2 separate regions of the Homo sapiens genome follow, and region 2 is linked to region 1. A link is a contact called in ENCODE Hi-C or POLR2A ChIA-PET data. All regions are on one chromosome and are shown on one strand. Each heading gives the region's core, a stretch centred on a gene start or an enhancer-like site at or near the end of the contact. The rest is flanking DNA. Distances are from core to core; before and after follow the strand shown. Region 1 holds the start of ZNF28 (zinc finger protein 28). Region 2 holds the start of ZNF611 (zinc finger protein 611).

The links. A loop is a pair of places that touch in the nucleus more often than their neighbours do. ChIA-PET counts read pairs that join two places held with the same protein, here RNA polymerase II (POLR2A). Pooled maps may share reads with other maps.
Region 2: a loop to region 1 is called in a pooled map, with 15 times the contacts of the local background. The contact joins the promoter of ZNF611 here to the promoter of ZNF28 in region 1. A Hi-C loop is called at or near these places in 1 of 37 single-sample maps with no recorded cell type and 12 of 50 pooled maps. POLR2A ChIA-PET finds 5 or more read pairs at or near these places in 2 of 52 experiments (BJ and activated B cell).

What each region holds. Positions count from the first base shown.
Region 1 is chr19:52,820,383-52,825,799 of GRCh38, forward strand. It overlaps ZNF28 (zinc finger protein 28), which reads right to left and starts at 1,251. Exons shown (of 4, transcript NM_006969.5): 1 at 1,204-1,251. It also overlaps a transcript of ZNF600 not described here. RefSeq lists an enhancer at 1,196-1,697.
Region 2 is chr19:52,732,120-52,737,577 of GRCh38, forward strand. ZNF611 (zinc finger protein 611) reads right to left here and starts at 2,925. Exons shown (of 6, transcript NM_001161499.2): 1 at 2,882-2,925. It overlaps LOC124904760 (a long non-coding RNA gene), which reads left to right and starts at 1,912. Exons shown (of 2, transcript XR_007067328.1): 1 at 1,912-2,341; 2 at 2,675-3,585. RefSeq lists enhancers at 2,913-3,898, 3,211-3,340 and a silencer at 2,961-3,030.

The DNA of each region.
Region 1 (5,417 bases), core at 1-2,500:
CTGGGATTACAGGCGTGAGCCACCGCGCCCGGCCCTTATTTAACCTCTTGTTGGTCCTTCTCCCCAATCTTTAGATCGTCCTCAATCTCCATAGATTTCCACCTCTTCTCCCCTCTCTGCTCTCCCTGTTAAATTCTCTCTTCTCTGTTATAACCCCCTGGACCCAGTCTGGCACCCCAGATCCCCAGGTGTCCTCCCCGCTGTGCTTCTCCCTCTGTTCTCCTTGCCACCAGCACCACTCTGCTCTGTCTGACCCGGCTCCACATCCCTCCTCCTCTCCCTCACTCTGATGAGCCTCCACATTTCTGCCCCTCTCCCTACCTTGCTGTCTGTCCTTCATCTCTCTGTACATCTAGCTTTTCTCTACATTTCTCCAGTTGCTTTTCTCCTCCTGCTTTCTTATCTTTTATCACTTTTGCTGTCTCTTGGCAAATCCCTCACCATCCTCTACTTTGCCATCTGTTATGGGTCTTTCTCATTCTTCTTTTCTCTGTCTCAGGTTTTCTACTGCTCTCTTAGTCCCTCTCTCTGTCTCCTGATCCCTTTGGCCCACACGATCACACGAGGGTTTGGAGTAAGACACCTGCATCTCGGAGAAGCGCATTTTCCCAGAGCTGGAGCTGGGCGGGCAAGAACACCCCGCGTCACAGGACAAGCCCCAGGCACCTCTCCAACGCGGGCTCAGGGGAAGCGGTGACTGCGGAGGGGAGATCTGGGGAGCAGCAGGGCCCAGCAAGAGGAGGAGGGAGGTGGGGAGCGACGACGCCTTCGGACAAGGGTGGGATCCGCAGGATCCCAGGACCACAGAACGCAGCCTTCCCGGGACTGGGGTCGCCGCGCTGTGCTCCAGGAACCCAGGAGGATGAGGCTGGGAGGCGCACAGGGTGGGAATACACCTCTAGGGTGAGGACTTTAAAAAGAGCCGTGCGGAAGGAGTCAAAAAAAGGTTTTGAGCAGGAAAACTACGAGATAGGAAGTGTATACATTGCCCTGTAGCAGAAAGACCCGGGACGGGACCAGCCTCAGGGCGACTTTAAACCTAAAAAGAAGGGGCTTCCGGACTCCCAGTAGAACATCTCCATTTGCTCTGAGTGAACGAAGAAAGGGGAGAACTTCCAGGTCTAGGGGGACCCCACATCCCATGTACAGAAGTGCCGGGGACCTGGGAAGCTCAGACTTAACACCACACAGAGCAAAACTCACCGCCCGCCGCGGCGTCACCGTCATTCCACGGGATCCGCTTCCTGGTCTGCGCGAATCTGCGCGCGCAGGACAGAAACCAGGCCTGGGTGGAGCCAACGAGGAGGCGAGCGGGGCCCGGGTGAGGTGTGGGCGGGGCGCGAAGCGGCGAGACCTTGCCCTTTAGAACCCGCAGAGGGCGGGGCCGGAGCGGGACCTGTGAGTCTCAGCCTCCTCCCAGGCCATGTTCTCAGGCTTTTGAACCCGGGAGATACAGCTTGCATTGGGCCGAGATCGAGCCACTGCACACCAGCCTGGGCAACAGAGCCAGACTCCGTCTCTAAAAAAAAATAAAAAAATAAAAAAATAATAAAAAAAAAATTTGCTTGTGCGAGACAGGGATACAACATTACTCTTTTCCGTGTGGATATCCAGTTAGTTGTCCCAGCACATTTGTAAAAGAGATCTATTACTTTCTCCTTTTTATTTACATTTTTTTCTTTTCTTTTTCCCTTTTTTTTTTTTTTTTTTTTGAGGCTATTTCTCTGTCGCCCTGGCTGGAGTGCAGTGGCGAGATCTTGACTCACTGCAGCCTCTGCCTCCTGGGTTGAAGCGATTCTTCTGCCTCAGCCTCCGGAGTAGCTGGCACTACAGGCACACCCACCATGCCCGGTTAATTTTTGTATTTTGTGTAGAGACAGGATTTCGCCATGTTGGACAGGCTGGTCTCGAACTCCTGACTTCAAGTGATCCGACTGCCTTGGCCTCCCCAAGTGCTGGGATTACAGGCCTGAGCCACTGTGCCTGGCCCAGGAAATACTCTTTACTTTGCTTTTTAAATGTTGAGAAAATACAACTGAAAACTAAAAAATCTTCCCCGAAATGAGAAATCATCTTCATGACAAAACAGGAAGAAATAAGAACTATTCTATTAATGAATAAGCCTTAGACCAGAATGTGTTGGGAAATAGAGGCAAACAGCTAAGAGGTTGAAAAGAGAGAAAGAAACTTCATTGTTCTATGCAACCCGTTAAGTACATGTTTTCAAGATAAACACTAATCAGTCCTCAGGGAAGATTAGTTGACAACAGCCTTGGTCGCACATAGTTCATCCTGGCTGTACTTGGTAATGGAGGTGACTATCTGTGTCAGCTAGTTAGCTTCATGCAGAGAGAGGGGAATTACTTTAACCCACGTCTTTTTGACAAGTGTGAGTTTTACAACATGGAGGCAGGTGCCGTCTCTAGTGAGGCTGCTACAGTCCGACAGAAACTGACGTCAGCAGTAAATAATAAAATTTAGAATACATAATTAACTATAGAGTTTATTGGAACACAAAGCTTGAGGATAGCCACCTGGAAACGTCAACTCCAAATGAAGGGGGCCCGTGTTCCCAAGTAGAGACGTTAAGGTTTCACACACAGGGAAAGACAGAGAAGCTTTACCAGAATCACATTTTCCATTCAAGGCCAGTGCATAGGCTGCAGCAAATTGATTGGTTATGGATTGATACACTTCAAGGAAGGTTACTTTATCACTCCATAAGAAGGGACAATGATGCCAACAGGTTAGTCTTCCTAATTATTTACAGGTAAACTTTTTTTAAAATTTATATTAGGAAACTAAATTTTATTGCACTTTTTGTTTTGTTTTGTTTTGGTTTGGTTTTTGGTACGGAGTCTTGCTCTGTTGCCCAGGCTGGAGTGCAGTGGTGCAATCTTGGCTCACTGTGACCTCCATCTCCCGGGTTCAAGCAGCTCTCCTGCCTCAGCCTCCTGAGTAGCTGGGATTACAGGCACACGCCACCATGCCTGGCTAATGCTTTTGTATTTTCAGTAGACACGGGGTTTCACCATGTTGGCCAGGCTGGTTTCTAATTCCTGACCTCAAGTGATCCACCCACCTTAGCCTCCCAAAGTGCTGAGACTACAGGCGTGCGCCACCGCACCTGGCCAGTAAAACTCTTAGAAGTTGCGCCTGCACACCACTGGACTCAGGTTGCATGACCACGTTCCTCTCAAAGCTCAGAATTATTTAAATGTCCGTAGCTTTAAATTTGAAATATTTGATGTTTGAATTATTTAACTTCCTACTGAGATATAGGTACTATCGCCCTTGTAGTTTGCCTTACAAGGATCGTTCCCAAGACCTTCAGAAATACATCCTTGGGTCATTAAACTGAAAAAAGGCTTAGTTACTTTCTAAAAAATACCACTTCAGGCCAGGCGCGGTGGTTCAAGCCTGTAATCCCAGCGTTTTGGAAGGCCGAGGAGGACAGATGGCCTGAGGTCGGAAGTTGGAGACCGGCCTGACCAATATGGAGAAACCCCATCTCTCCTATAAATACAAAAATTAGCCTGGCCTGTTGGCATGTGCCTCTATTCCCAGCTACTCGGGAGGCTGAGGGAGGTGAATCGCTTGAGCCCAGGAGACACGGAGGTTGTGGTGAGCCAAGATCACGCCATTGCACTCCAGCCCAGGCAACAACAGTGAAACTCCGTCTCAAAAACAAAAAATAAATAATAATAATAATAATAATAATAAATATGGCCGGCGCAGTGGCTCATGCCTGAGTGAGACTCCGTCTCAAAACAAAATAAAACAAAACAAAACAAAAAACAAAAAAAACACATTACCAGTTCCACAGTAGGGTGTCCTCAAAAACAAAGGAAATGCCTCCTCTTTAAGTTTTTCTTACATAGGCATCCAGGTAAATACAAAGATATGTCTACCTGCCGGTTGGCTGACAGTCTAACACAACTTATTACTTTGTTGATTTAAAGCTATCCATGACTGGTCGCGGTGGCTCATGCCTGCAATCCCGGCACTTTGGGTGGCCGAGGTGGGCAGATCACCTGAGGTCAGGACTGTGAAACCAGCCTGGCCAACAGGGTAAAACCCCATCTCTACTAAAGATACAAAAATTAGCGAGGTGTGGTGGTGCGCGCCTGTAGTCCCAGATACTCAAGAGGATGAGACAGAAGAATCAATTGAACCTGGGAGGCAGAGGTTGCAGTGAGCTGAGATTGTGCCACTGCACTCCAGCCTGGGTGACATAGAGAGACTCCATCTCAAAAAAAAGAAATAACTAACTTTAAAGACGAAAATAAAGAAAAATCTGGAGAGGTCTCAGGAATCTCTAGCCAGTCTGATTGGAGAGTGTTCTTCCTCACTGAAGTCAGACACCAAAAACCGTGAAAGCTGGCTGATTTCTGAACTGCTGAAGTTCCAACAGAACATAACCAGATATACAAAGAGATAACGTGGATGATCCCAAGAAATTATACACAAATTTATAAAACAGAGACTTAGAAATAACGGGACTAAAAATTCAAAATAAGCCTGGGCAACATGTTGAAACCATGTTTCTACCAAAAATACAAAAATTAGCTGGACACGGTGGTGCACACCTGTAGTTCCAGCTACTTGGGAGGCTGAGATGGGAGGATTGCTTGAGCCTGAAATGCAGAGGCTGCAGGGCACATGGTGCTCTCTCATGTTCTCAGAGAGGGCGCTTTTACACCTGGGGGTAGGGATGGAATCTTCCCAGATCTAAGAAATGAGGAAATGCCACGTCCTAGAAGAAGCAATCAGTTTCTCAATAGCCCCTCCTGCAGGAACCCTCCAGATACATGTAGCGAAGTCAGCACACTCACAGGCAGCCAGTGTGGCATTCTTGGTAACAGTGACAAACTGGGAAGGACTCACGTGTCTTCATTCAGAAAATGCTCCAAGGAGAATGAAAAACAGTAAGCTATCTTGCTTCCTACCTTGAAAACATGGAATATTTTAAGACTTGCAGGATAAAATACCACAACAAAACATTTATCATGTTGAGCTCAGTGGCTCACGCATGTAATCCCAGTACTTGGGAGGCCGAGGAGGGAGGATCACTTGAGGCCAGGAGTCTAAGACCAGCCTGGCCAATATGGAGAAACTCCATCTCTACTAAAAATATAACAATTAGCCAAGCATGATGGCACATACCTGTAACACAGCTACTCAGTTGGCTGAGGCTAGAGAATCATTTGAACCCATGAAGCAGAGGTTGCAATGTGCTAGTAAGTTCCAGCCTGTTGACAGGGTGAGACACCGGTCTCACAAAACATACAAAACAAAAAACAACAACAAAAAAATCATTTGGCCGGGCACAGTGGCTCATGCCTGTAATCCCAGCACTTCGGGAGGCTGAGGGGGATGGATCACTAGAAGCCAGGAGTGCCAGACCACCCTGGCCA
Region 2 (5,458 bases), core at 1,675-4,174, 87 kb before region 1:
ATTAGCTGGTAGTGGTGACAGGAGCCTGTACTCCCAGCTACTCCGGAGGCTGAGGCAGGAGAATGGCGTGAACCCGGGAGGCGGAGCTTGCAGTGAGCTGAGATCGTGCCACTGCACTCCAGCCTGGGTGACAGAGCAAAACTCCATCTCAAAAAAGAAAAAAGAAAACAGAATAACTCACAGTATTGAGTTATTCTGAATAACTCACAGTATTGAGTTATTCTGAATAACTCACAGTATTGAGTTATTCTGAATAACTCACAGTATTGAGTTATTCTGAATAACTCACAGTATTGAGTTATTCTGAATAACTCACAGTATTGAGTTATTCAGAATAACTCACAGTATTGAGTTATTCAGAATAACTCACAGTATTGAGTTATTCAGAATAACTCACAGTATTGAGTTATTCAGAATAACTCACAGTATTGAGTTATTCAGAATAACTCACAGTATTGAGTTATTCTGAATAACTCACAGTATTGAGTTATTGAGTTATTCAGAATAACTCAATGTATTGAGGGCTAAGTAGGCCAGACACGGTGGCTCCTCCCTGTAATCCCACCCGTAATCCCAGTAATTTGGGAGGCCAAGGCAGGAGGATCCTTTGAGCCCAGGATTTTGAGACCAGCCTAGGAAACATAGTGAAACTCCGTTTCTACAAAAAAAAAAAAAAATACAAAAACTAGCCGGGCTTGGTGGCTCATGCCTCTGGTCTCAGCTACTCAGAAGGCTGAGGAAGGAGGATGGCTTGAACTTAAGAGGTCGAGGCTGCAGTTAGAGGAGATCACGCCACTGCACACCAGCCTGGGTGATAGAGTCAGACCCTGTCTCAAAATATTAATTAATTAATTAATTAAATGTATTTTGTAACAACAGACAGTGACTATTTTCCCACTTCACTGACCCACGTCCTACCCCATCCTAGGAAAAGGGGAGACAGTGATTCACAACTGAATAAGTGACTGCCCTCTGGCAAATAGGGATTCCAAGTGGAACATAACCTCTGATGCCAAGATTTATAGAATGTACATGTCTTATAGATACGAATTTTAAAATTCTCAATCTCATCTGTGTAATTTAAACAAGTTTTTAGTTATTAGATTATATATACAGAACTCAACATGTCACAACCAATCATATCCAATGAACTCACCCACTCATCTGAACCCAGTCTCTCGCCCCTTTTTTTTTGTTTGGAGACAAGGTCTCGCTCTGACGACCAGGCTGCAGTGTAGTCACATGATCTCAGCTCACTGCAGCCTGGACCTCCTGGGCTCAAGTCATCCTCCCAGCTTGGCCACCAGAGCAGCTGGGAGTACAGGTGCACACCATTATGCCCGGTTATTTACTTACTTTTTTGGCGGGGGGGAGGTCTCACTATGTTGCCCAAGCTGGTCTCGAACTCCTGGACTCAAGCAATCCCCTTGCCTCAGTCTCCTAAAGTGTGGAGACTACAGACTACAGGCGTGAGCCACTGTGTCCAGACCCTCTTTCTTCATTACTGTGCTTCCCTCCCTAATTCTGTACATATCTCTCATTCTCCCCTTCTCTCTCTAGCTCTTGTTTTCTTTTCTTTTTCCCTGGGATTCTGCTCTTCATTTTGTACCCCTCTCCTCTCCTGCTATTCATCCCCTTCTTCCCTTTATTCCTTCTCTTCCACCTCTTCTCCTCCATCCTCACAACTTATTTAACCTCTTATTGCTCCTTCTCCCCAATCTTTCAATCGTCCTCAATCTCCATCTATTTCTGCCTCTTCTCCCATCTCTGCGCCTCCTCTGCTCTCCCTGTTAAATTCCATCTTCCCCGATATACTCCCTTGTCCCCACTCTGTGTCTCCCCAGATCCCAGCTGTCCTCTCTGCTGTGGTTCTCCCTCTGTTCTCCTTGACACAAGCACCACTCTGCTCTGTCTGCCCTGGCTCCAAATCCTTCCCTCTCTCCCTCACTCTGATGAGTCTCCCTCTTTGCTGCCACTCCCCCTACCTTGTGATCCTTCATCTCTCTGTACATCTATCTAGCCTTTCTCTACATTTCTCCGGTTGCTTTTCTCCTCCTGCTTTCTTAGGTTTTTTTTTTTTTTTTTCACTTCTGCCATCTCTTGGCATATCCCTCACCAATCCTCTATTTTGCCATCTGTTATGGGCCTTTCTTATTCTTCTTTTCTCTGCCTCAGGTTTTCTACTGCTCTCTGTCTCCTGATTCCTTTGGCCCACACAATCGCAACACGGTTTGGAGTAAGACGCCTGCATCCCGGAGGAGCGCATTTTCCACGCCCTGGAGCTCCGCAGGCAAGAATACCCCGTGCCGCAGGACAGGCCCCTGGGACCTCCCCAGTGCAGGTTCAATGAAAGCGGTGACTGCGGAGGGGAGACCTGGGGAGCAGCAGGCCCCGGCATGAGGAGGAAGGTGCGGGGCGGGGGGGGGGGGCGCGACGGCGCCTTAGGACCAGGATGGGGTCTGCAGGATCCCAGGACCTGGCAGAGGACTCGGCCTCCCCGGGACTGGGGCTGCGGCGCGGCGCTCCCGGGGCTGAGGAGGGGGAGGCTGGGAGGCGCCCTGGGCAAGAATCCACATCGCGGGTGAAGACTTTAAAAAGCGCGGGGCGCGAGGAGTCAGAACAAGGTTTTCAGCAGGAAAACTACGCAACAGAAAGTGTATACATTGACCTATAGCAGAAAGACCGGGGACGAGACCAGCCTCAGGACGACTTTAAACCCAAAAGGAAGCGACCCTCGGGCTCTCACGGGGATGTCTCAATTTGCTCTGGGCAAAGGAAGACGCCGGAGAATTTCCAGGTCTGTGGGGACCCCACGTCCCAGGGACAGAAGCCCTGGGAACCTAGTTAGCGCAGACTTAATACAACACAGAGCAAAACTCACCGCGGCGATATGACCTACACTCCACCCGATCCGCTTCCGGGTTTGCGTTAATCTGCGCGCGCAGGACAAAAGCCAGGCCTGGGCGGGAAGTGGGAGGTAGGCGGGGCCTGGGCGAGGTAGGGGCGGGGCGCGAGGCGGAGAGACCTTGCCTTTTAGAACCGGCAGAGGGCAGGGCCGGGGCGGGATCTGCGCGTCTCTCAGCCTCGCTCCCAGCGTCTCTGTTTTCAGGTTTTGGAGGCGAGAGCGCCAGAAAGTCTGAGGCATGATACAAAAGCCCTGTTGAGAGAAGAGAGAGACCCTCTGACATTGTTTTATATTGTTTTATAGTCAGTAAAAACAACAGGAAGTAAAACCAAAGACAGGCAGCCCCGCGCCAGGCCCGAAACCAGGCCTGGATCCGCCTGGCCTAAACCCAGTAGTTAAAAATCAACTTATGATTTAGAAGCTGATGTTAGGCATAGATTCCAGACATTGTATAGAAGAACACGGTGAAACTCCTGCCCTGTTCTCTCTCTCCCTGATCACCGGTGCATGCAGCCCCTGTCACGTATCCCTTGCTTGCTCAATCAGTCACTATCCTTTCATCTGAAATCTTTAGTGTTGTGAGCCCTTAAAAGGGACAGAAATTGTGCACTCGGGGAGCTTGGATTTTAAGGCAGTAGCTTGCCAATGCTCCCAGCTGAATAAAGCCCTTCCTTCTACAACTCGGTGTCTGAGAGGTTTTGTCTGCGACTCGTCCTGCTACACTGTAATTGTCTGGAACAGGGATACAAACTAGAATGTGAAATGCAAAGCCCTGCCTGGGCGGTATGTACCATGTCATGCTGAGGTCCCACAGAACAGATAGATATCCTCTCCCTTTCTATTGTCCATTCACTCCGGAAGGAGACTCCGCCCTGTGCTCAGCTTCAGAGACTTCCCTGAAGCCACCGCCTGGAATGCCGGACGGAGTGCTCAGGCCGAGAAGGAGTGAGGTCACCACCTGCTGCTTAAAGACAGCAGAGGCGCGGGGGCGGGAGCCTGAGGTCCCAGCTACTCAGGAAGCAGCGGCGGGAGGATCCCTGAGCCTCGGGTTCCAAGCCAGCCTGAGCGACAAAATAACGCCCACTGCCGCGGTCTCCCTTTCTTGTCTCTCTCTCTCTCTTTTTTTTTAAAAAAAACTTTCGCAAATAAAATTTTTGATTGTGTGACATAGGGATCCAACATTATTCTTTTCCATGTGGATATCCAGATAGTTGTCCTAGCACATTTATGGAAGAGATCTATTACTTTCTTGTATTATTATTATTATTATTATTATTATTATTATTATTTTTGAGACAGAGTATTTCTCTGTTGCCCAGGCTGGAGTGCAGTGGCGAGATCTCGACTAAATGCATCCTCTGCCTCCTGGGTTCAAGCGATTCTCCTGCCCCAGCCTTGGGAACAGCTGGCATTACAGGCGTGCGCCACCATGCCAGGCTAATTTTTGTATTTTTAGTAGAGACGGGGTTGACCATGTTGACCAGGCCGGTATCGGACTCCTCACTCCAAGTTATTTGCCTGCCTCAGCCTCCTAAAGTGCTGGGGTTACGGCGTGAGCCAACATGCCTGGCTAATTTTTTGTATTTTTAGTAGAGATGGGATTTCATCGAGTTAGCCAGGACGGTCTCTATCTCCTGACCTTGTGATCCGCCCGCGTCGGCCTCCCAAAGTGCTGGGATTACAGGCGTGAGCCACCGCGCCCGGCCAGAAATATTCTTTTTTTTTTTTTTTTTTTTTTTAAACGGAGTCTCACTCTGTCGCCCAGGCTGGAGTGCAGTGGCGCAATCTCGACTCACTGCAAGCTCCGCCTCCCGGGTTCACGCCATTCTCCTGCCTCAGCCTCCGGAGTAGCTGGGACCACAGGCTCCCGCTACCACGCCTGGCTAATTTTTTTGGGTTTTTTTTTTTTTGTATTTTTTTTTAGTAGAGACGGTGTTTCACCATGTTGGCCAGGATGGTCTCGATCTCTAGACCTCGTGATCCACCCGCCTCCGCCTCCCAAACTGCTGAGATTACAGGCGTGAGCCACCGTGCCATGCCGCAGAAATATTCTTTGCTTCGCTTTTTAAATGTTGACAAAATATAACTGAAAACTAAAAAGTCTCCTCCCAAATGAGAAATCATCTCCACGACGATAACAGAGAAAGAAATAAAAACCATTTTATTAATAAATAAACCTTAGACCAGAATGTGATGGGAAATAGAGGCAAACAGCTAAAAGATTGAAAAGAGAGAAAGAAACTTCACTGTTCTATACAACCCATTAAGGACATATTTTCAAGATAAATACTAATCAGTCCTCAAGGAAGAGGACTTGACAACACCCTTGGTCACACATAGTTCATCCTGGCTCTACTTGGTAATGGAGGTGACCATCTGTGTCAGCTAACTAGCGTCATCCTGAGGGAGGGGGAGAAACTCTAACCCATGTCTTTTTGGCAAGTGTGAGTTTTACAACATGGCGACAGGTGCCCTCTCTGGTGAGGCTCCTACCATACGACAGACACTGATGTCAGCAGTAAATAATAAAATTTAAAGTATATGATTAAGTAC